Linked DNA regions of Homo sapiens: regions 1, 2 and 4 are each linked to region 3. A link is an interaction called in ENCODE POLR2A ChIA-PET data of the cell type or tissue named here. Cell type or tissue: OCI-LY7. All regions are shown on one strand. Links, peaks and the distances in the headings refer to the core of each region. The heading gives the core; the rest is flanking DNA. Region 1 overlaps MCC (MCC regulator of Wnt signaling pathway). Region 2 overlaps MCC (MCC regulator of Wnt signaling pathway). Region 3 overlaps YTHDC2 (YTH N6-methyladenosine RNA binding protein C2). Region 4 overlaps MCC (MCC regulator of Wnt signaling pathway).

Region 1 (4,000 bases), core at 1-4,000, 59 kb before region 3:
AAAAGATATTAACCAACAATTCCCACGAATGAACATATCATTACAAATGGAGATAAGTAACACAAGAAATACTTAGAAGATAATATTAAAAGAAAGAAGATAATAATAAAAGAAAGATGAGAGGGCCAGGGAAGGCTGAAAAAGTGTCCCCTGAGCTGAGTTTACAGTTTGAGAACAGCTGGATGTATCCAGTGCACAGGAGCTAGATAGGGAGTGAGAGCAGAACACACTGGAGAAACTGAAATTCAGAAAAGAAGAGAGTGGTTGATGTACAGAGAGCCTAGAGGAGAGAGGGCAAGATGAGGTAGGAGAGGAAGCCTTTTTGGCCCTGCATGGTTAAGAATTATGACTCACTTGAAGGGTTGTAAGCAGGGGCAAGGTGAGCAGATTAGCACTTCAAAAAGATCTCTCTAGGTACAGTGTGGAGGACTGCATTGGAGGGAGGCCAAAGGAGAGATGGGAAGGCCAGTTAGGAATATTTGAAGTGCTCCAAGTGAGACAATTAGGGTAATCATAAGGGAGATGGAAAGAAGTAGACAGATTTGAGAGAGATTTAAAAGGTAAAATAATAGGACTTGGTGATGAAATCAACATGGGAGTTCATGGAAAAGGAGAGCTCAAGGATCTTTCCAAGTTTGTTCTGGCTTCCCGTAAGTGGGTGTACATGGTCACATTCACTGAGAGAGCAAGCCTGGAAGATTAGTTTTGTGGGAAGAATCCTGAATCCATTGTTGGACTTGTGGAGTTTAAAATGCCTTACAAATACCTGGCAGGAGATGATTTATAGGCAGTTGGGTCAATTAGTTATGCAAGTCTGAGATGCAGAAAAGAGGACCGAGCTGGACATTTACTAAGGGAGTCACTGTCACATACAAAGAGAACTGAAGCTGAAACGTAAATAAGAGACGAAACGTAAATACCTAGAGAGAATGTCTGAGGTTAAAAGAGAAGTGAGCAAAAATTGATGCCTTAAAATATTCTAACACTCAATAGCTAGGTAGAGGAGGATAAGCCTGCAAAGGAGATAGAAAGGAATGAGCCAAAGAGGTGGGAGAACAGCAAGAAGACTGTGGGGTCTTGGCAGCCAGGAAAAGGGGATGCGTCCAGAGGCAGGCAATGGGCAACACAGTCAATGGCTGAAAGGTGATACAGGCAAGGGGAAAACACCCTTTTTATTTACTGACAAGGTCACTAGTGACCTTAGCATTGATTCAATGAAGTGACAATAGGGCACCATGAAGTGACAAATGCCAGAACTCAGTGGGTTGAGGAGTTTATGAGAAGCAAGAAAATGGAGACAGTAAATATAGGCAATCAAACAGAATCAAGCAGGAAACTCAATTAGACTAAAAGCCAAAGTCCTCACAATAATCTGCAAGGCCATAAAATCTGCCCCCTCACTACTTCTCTTCTACTACTCTTCTTTTCTCACTCCAGCCACACTGGCCTGCTTATTCTTTGAATGCACCAGCTTCCACCTCATGGCTTTTGCCTTTGCTGTTCCTTTAATCAGGAACTTTCTTCCTTCACAGAAATAAATGGCTGCTCCCTAGCCCTCAGGTCTTTGCCCCCAAAATTATTCTCTCATCAAGGTCTCTCCTAACTACTTCATTTAATATTAAAATTAGCCTCTCACCCCTGAACTCCCTTCACTATTCCCTTCCCTGCCTTTATTTGGTATTTCTTACTCTCTAACATATCATGCTTTGTTTTTGTTTATTTATCTCACCTCCTGTCCCATGTAAGTTTCTTAAGGTTGGCTATTTTGTTCACTGCTATATTCTCAATGCTTAGAAGAGTCACTAGTACATAGTATGCACTCAATAAATGTATGTTGAATAAAATATTTGAATAAATTAAATAACTTTAATATATACTATCAAATAGCAACAAGAAAAAAAAAAGGCTAAAAAAGCTCCACTCATGGCAGCAATAAAATGTAGGGGGAAAATTAGAGAAACAAAATAAAATGAAAAATAAAGCATAAGTTGATTGTATTAGGAAAACTTCACTGACTGACATAAAAAAGACTTGAATAAATGTAGAGACATATAATCCCTCTTAACAAAAAATTGGCTTGCAGAGATATCAATTCTCTTTACATCAATTTAGAAACGTATCCTATTTCCAATTAAAATTCAATGGAATTTTAAAGTCCTTTTGGGAGGAAAAATATGCCTGAAAATAGCCAAGATTTTTTTTTTTGTGGGGCGGAGGGAGACAATGAGGAAGGGAGGCCACATAAAATATTAAACCATGTTATAAAGCAACAGTATTGAGCTAAGAACAGGTAGATCAAGAAAAAAAAAAAAGATCCATAATGAGATGCAAATATATGTTTTTCAAAGTTGTACACACATTAAATTATGTATTTTCAAGTCAGTAGAGATTCATCACATGGAAGTAGGAAAAATGGTTAACCATTTGGGGGAAAATTATGTTTTCTATCATGTGCTAAAAATTCATATACACAAAAATTCCTGAGGCATTAGATATTTAACTCCAAAATAAACCCATAAAATACTTATAAGAAAATAATGTCAATATTTATCTACTGAGCTCAGTAGAGAGAGTTTTAACATACGCAAAAGGAAAAAGTGAAGAAAAAGATTGACAGTGATAGATTTGGCTGCATAACCATATAAAGCTTATATTTTGCAAAAGGTATTACAAAATTTAAAACAAGACGAACATTTTAGGAAAATATTTGCAACCTGACAAAAGATTAGGATCTCTAATATACGAAGACCTCTTAGAAATCAAAAGAAAAATACAAATTCCTAACAGAAGAAAGTGAGCAAAAAGAAAATTCACAAATTAGAAATACAGATAGTCAATAAATAAATGAAAAAGATGTCCAAACTCACTAGGATTCAAAGAATTGTAAAGTTAAATAATGTTATACCATATTCAGATGTTAGATGATGGAGATTTAGAAAGGTTATAATAGTTAATGTTACTGAATAGATAAGAAAATGGGCACTCTTATAGACTGCTGATGTTAAACTCTGAAAAGCAATTAGGAATACATTAACCCACATTTTTTTTTTTTTTAGATGGAGTCTCGTTCCATCGCTCAGGCTGGAGTGCGGTGGCGCGATCTCGGCTCACTGCAACCTCTGCCTCTAGGGTTCAAGCGATTCCCCTGCCTCAGCCTCCTGGGTAGATGGGACTATAGGGAACAGTGTGAGCCATAGCTAGAGTCAATCTGGCTGGAAGCAAAGAAAGAGGCTGAGATCTAGGAGGGTAGGTGAAGTTGAGTAGCCATTCTTTTTTTTTTTTAATTTTATTATTATTATACTTTAAGTTTTAGGGTACATGTGCACAACGTGCAGGTTTGTTACATATGTATACATGTGCCATGCTGGTGTGCTGCACCCACCAACTCGTCATTTAGCATTAGGTATATCTCCTAATGCTATCCCTCCCCCCTCCCCCCACCCCACAACACTTCCCGATGTGTGATGTTCCCCTTCCTGTGTCCATGTGTTCTCATTGTTCAATTCCCACCTATGAGTGAGAACATGTGGTGTTTGGTTTTTTGTCCTTGCCATAGTTTGCTGAGAATGATGGTTTCCAGTTTCATCCATGTCCCTACAAAGGACACAAACTCATCATTTTTTATGGCTGCATAGTATTCCATGGTGTATATGTGCCACATTTTCTTAATCCAGTCTATCATTGTTGGACATTTAGGTTGGTTCCAAGTCTTTGCTATTGTGAATAGTGCTGCTATAAACATACGTGTGCATGTGTCTTTATAGCAGCATGATTTATAATCCTTTGGGTATATACCCAGTAATGGAATGGCTGGGTCAAATGGTATTTCTAGTTCTAGATCCCTGAGGAATCGCCACACTGACTTCCACAATGGTTGAACGAGTTTACAGTCCCACCAACAGTGTAAAAGTGTTCCTATTTCTCCACATCCTCTCCAGCACCTGTTGTTTCCTGACTTTTTAATGATCGCCATTCTAACTGGTGTGAGATGGTATCTCAC
Region 2 (4,000 bases), core at 1-4,000, 160 kb before region 3:
CAAGCCAAAGCATCTGGAACACCTAAAATTTACCTTAAGGTTGGTAACAATTCTGACAGCTAACAGCTATTCAAAGTCCACCACACTAAGGACCAGATACTGTACTAAGCATTTCACATATATTATCTTTGGTCCTACCAATAGCCTATGAATTGCCACAACATTTTTCCCATTTTTAGAAGAGGACATTTTCTCTCTTTCAGCTTAATTTCATAGACATTGCTCATTTGCATAGAATAGTGGTTAAGAACTGGGGTTTTGTAGTCATGCTGCTTAGTATCAGGTTTAAAGACACCATAACCAGCTATGTGACATCAAGCAAGTTATTTAGCCTCAGTTTCTTAATGTTTAAAATAGGGATAATAAAGTGTACTTTCATGAGGTTGTTGTGAGAATTAAAGTTAAAATATGTACAGCATTTAAGACAATCCCTGGCATATGGTAAACTGATCAACAAATGTTAGCCATTATCTGATCACACTTCATAATTACTTATTTGGAATCCATTTTAGATAATAGAAAGCAAATATATAGGGAAAATGTACACTCTCAGCTTCTGAAAGGTAACAATTATGATTACCAATTTAAAAATACAAAACAATTGACACCCAACCAGTGCCTAAAATTTTAAACAATAGTTTTGTTACAGTAGGTAGTCAGGCATGAGCAGGGCAGAAGAGGGCCCCCCACCTACCAGGAATGTCCGGTGACCATCAGGTGATGGTCAGGCAGTTGTTAAAACTGTCTCTTTAAAATAATAATTGGTCACAGCAAGTACCAGGGAAAGGCAGTCTCCCAATAGACAGAAAAAACCTGAAACTGCAGATCAGCAGCTTCCCGATAAGATCTCAGGAGTTGGGGCAAGTGGGCTCAACCATGTGCACTAAGGCAAAATGGTGGAGCTTAACTCATATATGACCTTCTAGGAACACTACTGGTAACGGAAGAACGCCTGAAGTGAGCATGTGTACAACGTCAGTAAATACACTATGCTTGCAGCCCCTCCCAAGTGCTAGCAGGCCACTGAGCATGTGGATAGCCCAACCAAAGGGAAGACTCAGGGGAGAAGTAATGCAACCACAGAAGCATGCCATTGTTTAAGACCCAAAGTCAGAGGTCAAACTGCACACTTGAATCTCTCAAGTTGCCCACTGGCCTTCTTCCAAGTGCACTTTACTTCCTTTTGTTCCTGCCCTAAAATTTTTTAAAAACTTTCTAAAAAACTTTCATTCCTGCTCTAAAACTTGCCTCCATTTCTCACTCTGCCTTATGCCCTTTGGTCAAATTCTTTCTTCTTAGGAGGCAAGAACTGACATTGCTGCAGACCCATATAGACTCACCCACTGCTAACAGTTTTATTCCAGCATTATTGTAAAGAAAATGAAAATAGCCAATCATGTCAGAGCCAAAGTTACATTTCTCTGAGTATGGAATATTCCATTAGTAAGTCAGTCTTTGGTTACTGGGTTTGACAGACTTAACTTCCCTATTCTACTTGGCCAGCTCTAATCTTGAGAGGACATTGGCCCTCCCAAAACTTGTGGCCAGCACCATGAGGAAATCTGCACTTCCTGGCAGCAGTAATGACTTAAAAGCAGAGTAGGCATGATTTATTAATTAGATCTGTGCTCTGGCCACCCCTCTGTTTTCTACCTTTAGCTTCTTTTCCATCCTTCATTTGAGCACTGGGCTCTTTCATCACAACAAAGGCAGATGAAAATGCAGAGTGTTTAGGGGATCCTGAGACCTGTATTAACAGTATCTTATGATATTGTCTATGTTTAGTGGCCCTGTATCTTTCAGTTATGTGGGTTCTTTAGAGTACATTGCCTAATTTATTACCCTCCATGTCAAGAAGGAAAATAATCCTTTCAATATACCAGAAGCAGCTACCTTTATGAATTTAAAGCTACCACATTGCCACAAGAAGCATGGGATAATTTTAACAAATTGGCTGCCAGGTGTCAGCTGTCCCTGTCACAGCATATTTACTATTTCTAGATAATACTGACATCAACAGAAGCAGCAGTAAATCGCTTAGTCCACAACAGAATCACCATGAGTCTTTAGTCATTTATTAATGTCAATGCTTGGTATGAAATTCAGGAACCTGATCCCCATGAGGGCCCCTAGCATCGTCCACTACAAATTACATTACTAACACAGGCCAATTGTCTTAAAATCTGTGCCTGTGGTCACAAGGAGAACTGGGTGGGAATGTACAGATAAATAGAGTCTATCTATCCTTCTCCTAAGGAAAAATAAAGAGCAATTCAAAGGACATGTCTACTAAGGGGCGGTAAATAATATTATCTCTCAGGTAGTTCCTTTGCCCTTTGTCTGTCTTCAGGAAGTGAGCTTATTAGTGTCTTATTTAGAACATATATATGTTACACATATCCTATCTAGGGCCAATGCACGGAATTTCAATGTAACATTGGGAATATAGTGGAAGATATATTTTGAAATGCAACTCCCTCTCCCCTTCCCCCACCCCAAGACTGTTGACAGGTGCTAAGAAAGAAAGAAATGAGGAAATTTTTCTTACCGAAGCATGCTTATCAACACCATCACCATTAGTGGATATTTCTAATGTCCCACTGTGCCCAAGTGAGTTCAGCAATCCTTGATGTCTTTAAGCACAGGCCTGAGAACACTTAATGGGAGATATTTTAGAGACAACTAACCCAAGGAGCAGCTGCAATAAACAGACTTTAAAATTCTCCTCCAGCTCTAGCTTCTGTTGTTCTGTTCTTCATCAAGTTTAATATAAAAGGCAAAGTGTCTGCCCTTGGGCAGTTAATAATCTGGTTAAGAAAGCACAGCTGAGGCAAGCCTCTTTAACCTTTTAAAAAAAACAATTAAAAATAATATTTGGCAGCTCATTATCTTGGTTTGTCTAAACTATGTATATTGAAGGAGATAAGCAAGAAGGTTGATTCAGGGCTGAAGAATTCAAAGGAGAGTTTGGGGAAGGAGCATTAAAATGAAGAGGTATTAAAGCAAATAAATTGACTTTCACTTCATAGAAGATAAATAGAATGTTTGGTCCTTTAGCCCCTGAAGCGGGCTGGGGAGTAGGGGTAACATCCATGGTCCATATGAGTTTAAGATTTTTTTCTTTAAGATTTGTCTCTCTTGGTTAGAAGGCAGAGATTGCATTTTGGATCAATTTATCTTTCTCTTACAAGGCATATTAATGGAAGCCATGTATTCAGTAAGCCCTTGCTAGTCACTAATTTTTAAGTGTCATAAATGGGAGACTGTGAATGGGGATGATGCTAATCTGAGCCTGCTCCCTGCCATGAAAAGCATCACATACAACCTCTCGTATGGCATGCCAATGACATTGTCATACCTCTTGGCTGAAAATCAGCCTAATCAAAATGGAAAATGCCAGGGGAAAAAATACACCAAGGGGAATAAAAAAAAAAATGATTTCGATTCCAGCTTCTTCACAAAAAACAAAATATTATCCTTTATTCATGAAAAGTTGACATTTTTCACTTAAGTTTTCTTAATGTGGTGGATTACATTGATTTTCTAATGTTAAACCAAGTTTGCATTCCAGAGACAAACTCTATATACTCTAAATCTTGTTTATATATTACTGATTTTGGTTTGCTAGTATTTTGTTTAGGATTTTTGCATCTCTTTTCCAAAGTAAAATTAGCCCATAATTTTTATTCCTAACATTGTCCTTGTTATGTTTCCATCTTAGGTTATGTGTGAGTCTGTCTGTTTTTGAATGTTAGGTAGACGTCACCAGTGAAGCTGTCTGGGCCTGGAATTTTCTTTGTGGAAAGATTTTTTAAATTACTGCTTTAATTTCACTCATAGTTATGGAACCATTCAGACTTTATACTCCTTAATGAATCAGTTTTAGTAAATTATGTTTTTCTGGAAATTCATCTATTTTATCTAAAATTTTGCAAATATTGACAGAAATCTGTTCATAATCTTTTCTTTTCAAACGTGTCTGCAGCATCTATAGCAGTCT
Region 3 (5,321 bases), core at 672-4,671:
TGTGTTTTCATCATTTAGCTCCTACTTACAAATGTGAGCATGCAGTATTTGGATTTCTGTTCTTGGGTTAGTTTGCTAAGGATAATGGCCTTCAGCTCCATCTGTGTTCCTGCAAAGGACATGGTCTCATTCTTTTGTATGGCTGCATAGTATTCCATGGTGTATATGTAGTACCACATTTTATTTATCCAGTCTACCATGGATCATAACAAGTTTTATAAGGCAGAGTCTATTTTAACACCTGGCACCTATATAACAGATGAGGCAATTAAAGCCTAGAGATGTTAAGTAATTTTCCTGAGATCACACAGCTAGCAAGTGGCAGAGCCAGGATTTGAACACAGTTAATACTTAACTAATTATTTTTTGATGTTCACATCAAGTTCATAGCAGTGTAGTAGGTGCTCTGAGGAGTTAGAACAGAAATATTGGATAGATCTCATCTTCAATTTAGCTTATAGTTCATTAAGACCAGAAAAATAGGCTGGGCGCAGTGGCTCATGCTGGTAATCCCAGCACTTTGGGAGGCCGAGGTGGGTGGATCACCTGAGGTCAGGAGTTCCAGACCAGCCTGACTAATATGGTGAAACCCCATCTCTCCTAAAAATACAAAAATTAGCCATGCATGGTGGCGGGCGGCTGTAGTCCCAGCTACTGGGGAGACTGAGACAGGAGAACTGCTTGAACCCAGGAGGCGGAGGTTGCAGTGAGCCGAGATCGTGCCACTGCACTCCAGCCTGGGTAGCAAAGCAAGACTCTGTCTCAAAAAAAAAAAAAGAAAAAAAACCCAGAAAAATAAATTTACTGTAGGCATAGTGACCATGCCTTGAAAGCAAAAAGCAAGACTCTGTCTCAAAAAAAAAAAAAAAAAGAAAAACCCAGAAAAATAAATTTACTATAGGCATAGTGACCATACCTTGAAAGCAGCTGTGCTCAGTTTGGCGACAACATGAAGTGAACTGGTTGGTTTATTAGTTTTTAGGTAATCATAAAAAAGTACAAATTAGTATGATGCAAACTTTACTACATTTCCAATTCTGTATTACAGTATTGGGGAGAAAGTGGTTTGGAGCTAGATCTTTGCATCTGTCTGCCTAATGGAAATATAAATTAAGGGAATATAAAATTAAGTACTTATTAGGCATCAAATGAATGCCTGTTTTTTTTGTTTTTTGTTTTTTTTTTTTTTGGTGGTGGTTGTTGTTTGTTTTTAAGAGACTCCTGGTGTCTGTGAGCTTTTTAAGCAGTCATTTGAGATTTGGGCTCTTCAGCTGATCTTTTAAACTGTTCTTAGATTTACAAGTAGGGAATATTGAAGCATATGTTTGTATTTGATTTAAATGTTTAGTAACATCCTTTTAAATTAGTAAATTGATTAATGTTAACATTGTGTCAAATTTGATTACTTATAGCATCATTTTTCTTTCAAAGGAAGAAGCCATTGAAATGCCAAAATGCATCGGTTACTTTTATTTTTCGAAAGTTAGGTGTTATGATGCTCTCAACTGTAATTTTATTACATTTACTTTTATATTTCAAAATTGCATATGGGGTTTACCTTTTATTTAAAAAACTCTTGTGAATTTCACTTAGCTAGCATCTTTTCCACATGTGCAGCTAGTTTTTAGTTAATTTTGCTTTGTATAAAAGATTCCTGTGTTTATCATCAAACCATAGTTTCGGTTATCTTGGAATGAAAGCATAATAAGGAGTTCTCAATTTGTTAGTTTACGTAGTATGACAAATTTCTACTGTATTTAATGTTTCCATCCTCACAACAATGAGGTGAATATTTTACCAAAAATTTCATTAATCCTTTTATGATATATCAGTGTCACTGTGGTGCTGACTGTGGTAGGAATAATCAGTAAAAGCACAAGTAGACTCCTTTACTAAAACATAAAAATGATCAAGTTGATATTATCTTTCCATTCTACCATATGTGCTCAAACTGAATTCAGTAAATTTTAAATGGTAATGGCTAAGTAGTCCCACCTGCTTATTATGAGGTTTTTTTTAATACCTAAATGCTATATTAGGTAACCTATGTTAGGAAGGTTTCAATCTAACTTATTATTTCAGTTGTGAGCTTGTTGAGAAAGGGTATATTTTACTCCATTTTGTATTCCTGGCTTCTACCACAGTGCCTGGCATAAAGTCAGTGTTTAGTTAATAGATGATAAATGATTGAGTGAATGAATAAAATACAATTAAAGGTGAAATATAGCAAAACCTTTCTGAGATGATTTTTAAGAAAATTAAAGCATCTTTGAGTTCTTAAAAATATGAAGTTTTTAAAATTAACAATTGTACAGTGTCAGAGAAGTAAAATGATTTGCCGTTGATCATGTAACTGCTTGAAAGTTTATTACTAGCTGAATACTAGCCTCCTACCATTTGCTCTGGTGCTCAGTTCAGCTCACTTCCTGCCTTTTGTAGTTAAAATTTTATGAAATGAACATCACAGAAGGGGAATGAATTATTGAGTCTATAATGACTGTCCTTTAGTTTCAGAAAGGTCCGTGGGAAAAGAACCTATTATAGAGAACATTTATGGAATTCAATAATTTGAATTTATCATGGAAATAAGTAAAACTTCTAGATCAGGTTAAATTTTATTTCATCTTTATAGCATCATTTTAAGTACCACCAAGTACTTTTTAAGGAGTAAATAACAACCTAGAAAGCTTAAAATTCATTGAAATATTCAATAAGGAGTTTCCAGAAATCAAAAACCTTGATAAATTGGAAGCCTCACTTAGAAAACTTATATGCTAAAACTGTATAGGTTAATCCCCAGTTTGATATCACTCTTATGGTGAAGATACTGTTGATAAAATTTACATCTAATGAAAATTAGAAAAATTATAAAATTTGCTTTGTAAATTATAAATTTTTCATTGTATTTATGGCTCTGTTGATTATTTCTATAATAGTGACATTAACAAATGGCAAAACATTTTATGAAATATTTTGGGTAACTTAAAATTTAAGAAATAGTATTGTTTCTGACTATAATAATAGTTTTCATTTATTTAGAGTCTACTCTGCAACAGATACTGCACTTTGCATGTATTATCTTAATCATATGAATAATCCTTTGAGATATATATTACTATTGTGTTGGGCTCAGAGCCATTAAGTAGTTTACCTGTAGTGCCACAACTAGTAAGTGGTAGAAGTGGGATTCAAGCTGAGGTCTGTGTGCCTTTGGAGCCTGAGCTCTTAATCAGTATTACACTGCTACATTATAGGCATGTATTATGAAATCATTCAAAACACATCTGGGAAATTCCTGGTATATAACACTATACCTACTACTCTTAGAGCCGCAGAAGTCATGAAAGATATGCTCAGTCCTGGACCAGTTGAGGAAACAATATACCTACAGTAAATAACTTGAACAGTTACAAATCATCATTACCTTATAATTGAAGAGTAGAACCAGAAGCTTTGAAAAATATTTTATTAAAAATGCATCTGAAATTATTTATCAGTAATGCTGATTTATGCTTTTTTGGTCCAACCATGAAACTTGGCTCTCTTAACAGGTTTTCATGGGAGTGTCTCATTACCAACATACTGTGGAAGCATTCACTGGGACATATTAGTCTGAACTATAGACCATAACTTTTTCATTATCATTTTTAGGTTCTATTGTTCAGATTGATTTTCCCCCTCTGTATGCTTCCCAGCATGTATCATATTAACTGGTGATGTTTCATCTACCATGAAGTCTGCTAAAGACAAACTTTAACACTTAAGGGTAAGTAAGCCTTTTTAGTGGACTTAAAATTGGATTTACAGCACTTGAAATTTTAATTGAAAATAGTTTTATGGCCACTTTAGCCCAAATCTTTCTTTACTGAATTTTTTTGGACTTTCAGCATCTTCTCCCAAAGCATTTTGATTTTTTTCAGTGTTTTGCTTGAGACATATTTTCTAAGTGGGCATACATCATATGTGAACAAGTTGACTTTATATAGTAAATAAATGATTTTTATTAATATTCAGAAAGGGAGCAAATAGATACCTAACTGTGAAGAAGAAAGATGGATCAGAAACAGCTCATGCAATGATGACCTGTAATTTGACTCATAATACAAAACATGCTGTTAGGAGCCTAATTCAAAGATTTCCTGTCACCAATAAAGAGCGTACAGAACTTCTGCCTAAAACAGAAAGAGGAAATGTGTTTGCAGTTGAAGCTGGTATGTATTTTCTGGGGAGCTTCCTCATTTACCCTATTATTTGATGACTGTTCTTTTTCCATTTTAGATTTATTTTCGAAAACCAAGATGAAATAAGATTTCTCAATTGGAATAGTTTGTTAGAAATGATTAAGAGTTGTAAAAATTTGAAACAAAGTGCAGTGTTAAAGCATGTCATTAAGTTGAACCAAGTTTTTTTTTTTAGTATTAATAATAATATCAATAGCTACCATTTACTGAGCATTAACTGTGTATGAGGCAGTATACAAAACCCTTTATATGGGGCCTCCTAGCAACCTTTGCAAGGTAAGAATTTCCCCTATTTCACAGGTGAAGAAACTGAGGCTTAGAGGAATTAAATAATTCATTCGAGGACACCAAACCAGCCAATAAACTGCAGAGCGGGTATTTGACTCCAGGGACTAGACTTTCCTATATTATGCTGCCATAACACACTAATAAGTGAGATTTTGAACTGGGGCTTTAGCTCTGGTAAGAGATTGGACAGAGTCTTCAGTACATTAAGTTGCTCAAAAGTAGGTAGATAATGTATTTGGGTTATAAAATAAAGATGTAATTTTACTATTTGGAAAGATCACTTCCCTATTAAGAAAACTATTTATTGCCTATAGTGATAAAATTTACATAGTTATTATTGTCTATTGGAATAGATCAGCAGAATATAGAAAATATGTGGTCCTAGATATCAAAGAACTTTCACTTTAAATATAGGCACACAAACATATTTTGAGCTACATGAATATAAAACATTTCATACCTCTTCTTTATTCCTATCTGTTTAGTTAAATGTGGATGTTGGCTAAAATACGCCATTAGGAAATTTGTTAACATTAGGACCTTTATATTTAACACATAATTATTCTATTTGATCACTTAATCTTACATGTATAGCATTAAACATATATGGGATATTTTCTTTTTTTTGTAATATGTTTTCGTAATGTACGTGACAGATCTTATAAGTATAATGTACATTATTTCCTACTACAAAAATTTAATTTTCCATGAAATTATTGATAGAAATTTATAACAAGCCTAAAAATCATCTAGATTATCAAGATTGTTTTATTTTTAATGGTTATTGAATGA
Region 4 (4,000 bases), core at 1-4,000, 160 kb before region 3:
CTTTTTTTACACTAATGGGATGACTCCAGGGTGGAGGGAGGGAGCTTCTGCTTCATTCTTTCCTCTGCTTCTGGAAATATAATTTTATGTTATGTTAAAAACTTCCTGACTATAGCCTCTTGTGTTAGTCCATTCTTGCACTGCTATTAAAAAAAAACCTGGCCAGGTGCAGTGGCTCATGCCTGTAATCCCAGCACTTTGGGAGACAGAGGCGGGCGGATCACAAGGTCAGGAGATCAAGGCCAGCCTGGCCAACACGGCAAAACCCTATCTCTACTAAAAATACAAAAATTAGCTGGTGTGGTGGCACGTGCCTGTAATCCCAGCTATTCAGGAGGCTGAGGCAGGAGAATTGCTTGAACCAGGGAGTTGGAAGTTGCAGTGAGCCGAGATCACGCCACAGCATTCTAGCCTGGCGACAGAGCGAGACTCCGTCTCAAAAAACAAAAACAAAAAAACAAACAAAAAAAACCCTGGGAGCAGGTAATTTATAAAGAAGAAATTTAATTGGCTCACAGTTCCACCGGCTGTACAGGAAGCATGATGCCAGTATCCACTTGGCTTCTGGGGAGGCCTCAGTAAACTTACAATTATGGCAGAAGGCAAAGGGGGAGCCAGCACTTCACACAGCCTCAGCAAAAGGAAGAGAGAGAAGGGGGAGGTTCTACACACTTTGAACCAAATCTCATGAGAACTCACTCACTAAATAGTACCAAAGGGGGATGGTGCTAGACCATTCATAAGAACTCTGCCCCATGATCCAGTCATCTCCCACCAGGCCCCAACTCCAACACTTGGGATTACAATTTGACATGAGATTTGGTGGGGATACAGATCCAAACCCTATCGTTCCACCTCTGGACCCTCCAAATCTCATGTCCTTCTCACATTGCAAAATACAATCATGCCTTCCCAATAGTCCCCGAAAGTCTTATTTCAGCATTAACTCAAAAGTCCAAAGTCCAAAATCTCATCTGTGACAAGACTAGGCCTTATGCCTATAATCCCGTAGAATCAAAACAAGTTAGTTACATCCAAGATACAATGGTAGTACAAGCACTAGGTAAATAGTCCCCTTCCAAAACGAAGAAATAGGCCAAAAGAAAGAAACTATAGCCAGACACAGTGGCTCAAGCCTGTAATCTCAGCACTTTGGGAGACCAAGGCAGGCAGATCACAAGGTCAGGAATTCAAGACCAGCCTGGCCAATATGGTGAAACCTCGTCTGTACTAAAATGCAAAAATTAGCTGGGCATGGTGGTGGGTGCCTGTAATCCCAGCTACTCAGGAGGCTGAAGCAGGAGAACTGCTTGAACCTGGGAGGCAGAGATTGCAGTGAGCTGAGATTGCGTCACTGCACTCCAGCCTGGGTGACAGAGTGAGACTCTTTCTCAAAAACAGAAAAAAAAAAAAAAAAAAAAAACCAGAAAAAAAAAAAAAAGGAACTCTAGGCCCCATGCAAGTCCAAAACCCAGCAGGGCAGTTATTAAATCTTAAAGCTCCAAAATAATCTCCTTTGACTTAATTTCTCACATCCAGGGTACACAAATGCAAGTGGTGGGCTCCCAAGGCCTTGGGCAGCTCTGCCCCTACAGCTTTGCAGGGTTCAGCCCCTGTGGCTACTTTCATGGGCTGGCACTAAGTGCCGATGGCTTTTCCAACTACAGGGTGCAAACTGCCAGTGGCTCTACCATTCCAGGGTCTGGAGGATGATGGCCCTCTTCTCCCAGCTCCACTAGACAGTGCCCCAGTGGGGACTTGTGTGGGGGCTCCAATCCCACATTTCCCCTTCATATTGTCCTAGTACAGGTTCTCCATGAGGGCTCTGCCTCAGCAGCAGTCTTCTGCCTGGACATCCAGGCTTTTCCATACATCCTTTGAAATCTAGGTGGAGGCTCACATGCTTCAGCTCTTGCATTCTGCACACCTGCAGGCTTAACACCATGTAGAAGCCACCAAGGCATATGGCTTGCACCTTCTGGAGCAGTGGGCTGAGCTCTATCTGAGGCCCTTTGAGCCAAGTCTGGAGCTGGAGTAGTTTGGATGCAGGGAGCAGTGTCCCAAGCCCACACAGGGTGGCAGGTCTCTGGGCATGGCCATGAAACCCTCCTATGTCTCCAGACCTGTGATGAGAGGGGCTGCTGTGCAGGTTTCTGAAATGCCTTTGAGGTCTTTTCCCTATTGTCTTGGCTATTTGCACTTGGCTCTTCTACTTACACAAATTTATGTGGCCTAACTGAATTCTTCCCCTGAAAACAGGCTTTTCTTTTCTACCACATGGCCAGGCTGCAAATTTTCCAAACTTTTACACCCTCCTTCCTTTTTAAATTCCAGTTTTATGTCACTTTTCTGCTCACACATATGAGCATAGGCTGTTAGAAGCAACCAGGCCACATCTTGAATGCCTTGTTGCTTAGAAATTTCTTCTACCAGATATCCTAAATCATCACTCTCAAGTTCAAAGTTCCACAGATCCCTAGAGCAGAAGCACAATGCAGCCAGGGTCTCTGCTAAACCGTAGCACAAGTGACCTTTACTCTAGTTCCAAAAGTTCTTTATTTCTGTCTGAGACCTTATTACCCTGGACTTGATTATCAACATCACTGTCAGCACTGTCATAACCATTCAACAAGTCTCTAGGAAGTTCCAAACTTTCTCTTAACTTCCTATCTTCTTCTAAGCCCTCCACACTCTTCCAACCTCTGCCCATTACCCAGTTCCAAAGCTACTTCCACATTTTCAGGTATCTTTATAGCAACACCCCACTACTTGGTACCAATTTTCTGTATTAGTTCATTCTTGCATTGCTATAAAGAAATACCTGAGACTGGGTAATTTATAAAGAAAAGAGGTTTAACTGGCTCATGGTTCCACAAGCTGTAGAGGAAACATGATGCTGGCATCTGCTCAGCTTCTGGGGAGGCCTCAGGAAACTTAGAATCATGGCAGAAGGCAAAGGAGGAGCCAGCACTTCATATCCAGAAGGAAGAGAGAGAGCAGGGAGGTGTTACATGCTTTTAAACAACCATATCTTGTGAGAACTCACTCACTATACAGTACCAAGTTGGGGATGGTGCTAAATCACTCATGAGAACTTGACCCTGTGATCTAATCACTTCCCACCAGGCCCCACCTCCAACACTTGGGATTACAATTCAACATGAGATTTGATGGTGACATAGATCCAAACCATATCACCTCTCTTTCATATTTTACATCTCTTTCTTCTTTTGTGCTTTCGAAACTAATGTCCTCAAACCCCTCTTTCAGTTCACGAATTCTCTCTTCATTTCTAATTAGTTAATTTTAATCAGATTTTAATTTCAATTATAACATTTCTCATTCCTAGATGTTCATTTGGTTCCTTTTTTGAATCTGCTTTGTCTTTTTGGTTTTCTTTTTTTCTAGCTTAGATTTTCTTTCTGGACACAGTAAGTGTAATTATATTCTGAATTTGATAATTTCAATAAATGAAATCTTAGTAGGTTTTTTTTTATGTTAATTCTTGCTCATGTGTGTAGTCTCTTTATATACTAAGTAATTGTAGAAACTGAATTGCCCATATTCTCTGGAGAATTATTTGTGGATATTCTTTTAGAACTGCTTTAATCACCTCCAAGGCAATTTTCCTTTTAATATTTCGAGGGTAATATATGGGTAGAATACTTCTGTTCAACCTAAGCCAGAATATATAGCCCTCTAGGCTTCTAGATTTTTTAAAAAACGATTTGTCTTATTTGATTTCCTACCTGAGAAGACGCTGAAATTTGTCTTCTGTTCCCAGAGTCCATAAGGTCATGTAATTTTTATGAGGTTCAGACAATAAGTAAGAGTGGCTTGGTGTGCAAGGTTTCCTCATTTACTTAGATTTTAGACTCATACATCTTTACTCTTTTGCTGGATATTCAGCATGTTTAAAGGAGAAGGTTAAAAATATAGTTATTTCAGCTTTTTAAAATTATTTATTTATTTACTTATTTTTTGAGACAGGATCTTACTC

The links. Peaks named below come from ENCODE experiments on the same cell type or tissue, not always from the same donor. Only the 100,000 strongest peaks of a DNase experiment are listed, where the experiment ranks them.
Region 1: POLR2A ChIA-PET joins it to region 3 with 5 read pairs; 3 of 35 experiments call an interaction of 5 or more read pairs at or near these places.
Region 2: POLR2A ChIA-PET joins it to region 3 with 5 read pairs; 4 of 35 experiments call an interaction of 5 or more read pairs at or near these places.
Region 4: POLR2A ChIA-PET joins it to region 3 with 5 read pairs; 4 of 35 experiments call an interaction of 5 or more read pairs at or near these places.

What each region holds. Positions count from the first base shown.
Region 1 is chr5:113,462,902-113,466,901 of GRCh38, forward strand. All of the region lies in intron 1 of MCC (MCC regulator of Wnt signaling pathway), which reads right to left. Among named protein-coding and RNA genes, the nearest start is that of MCC, 24 kb to the right of the region's middle. In OCI-LY7, for the core only: no CTCF peak of the experiment used is centred there; no DNase peak of the experiment used is centred there.
Region 2 is chr5:113,356,771-113,360,770 of GRCh38, forward strand. The region is part of intron 2 of MCC (MCC regulator of Wnt signaling pathway); the gene reads right to left. Among named protein-coding and RNA genes, the nearest start is that of TSSK1B, 76 kb to the right of the region's middle. In OCI-LY7, for the core only: no CTCF peak of the experiment used is centred there; no DNase peak of the experiment used is centred there.
Region 3 is chr5:113,520,967-113,526,287 of GRCh38, forward strand. YTHDC2 (YTH N6-methyladenosine RNA binding protein C2) reads left to right here. Exons shown (of 30, transcript NM_022828.5): 3 at 4,015-4,211. Among named protein-coding and RNA genes, the nearest start is that of YTHDC2, 9.9 kb to the left of the region's middle. In OCI-LY7, for the core only: a CTCF peak has its summit at 4,308; DNase peaks (open chromatin) are centred at 2,405 and 4,165; H3K4me3 peaks cover 3,299 bases; H3K27ac peaks cover 3,595 bases.
Region 4 is chr5:113,362,838-113,366,837 of GRCh38, forward strand. The region is part of intron 2 of MCC (MCC regulator of Wnt signaling pathway); the gene reads right to left. Among named protein-coding and RNA genes, the nearest start is that of TSSK1B, 70 kb to the right of the region's middle. In OCI-LY7, for the core only: no CTCF peak of the experiment used is centred there; no DNase peak of the experiment used is centred there.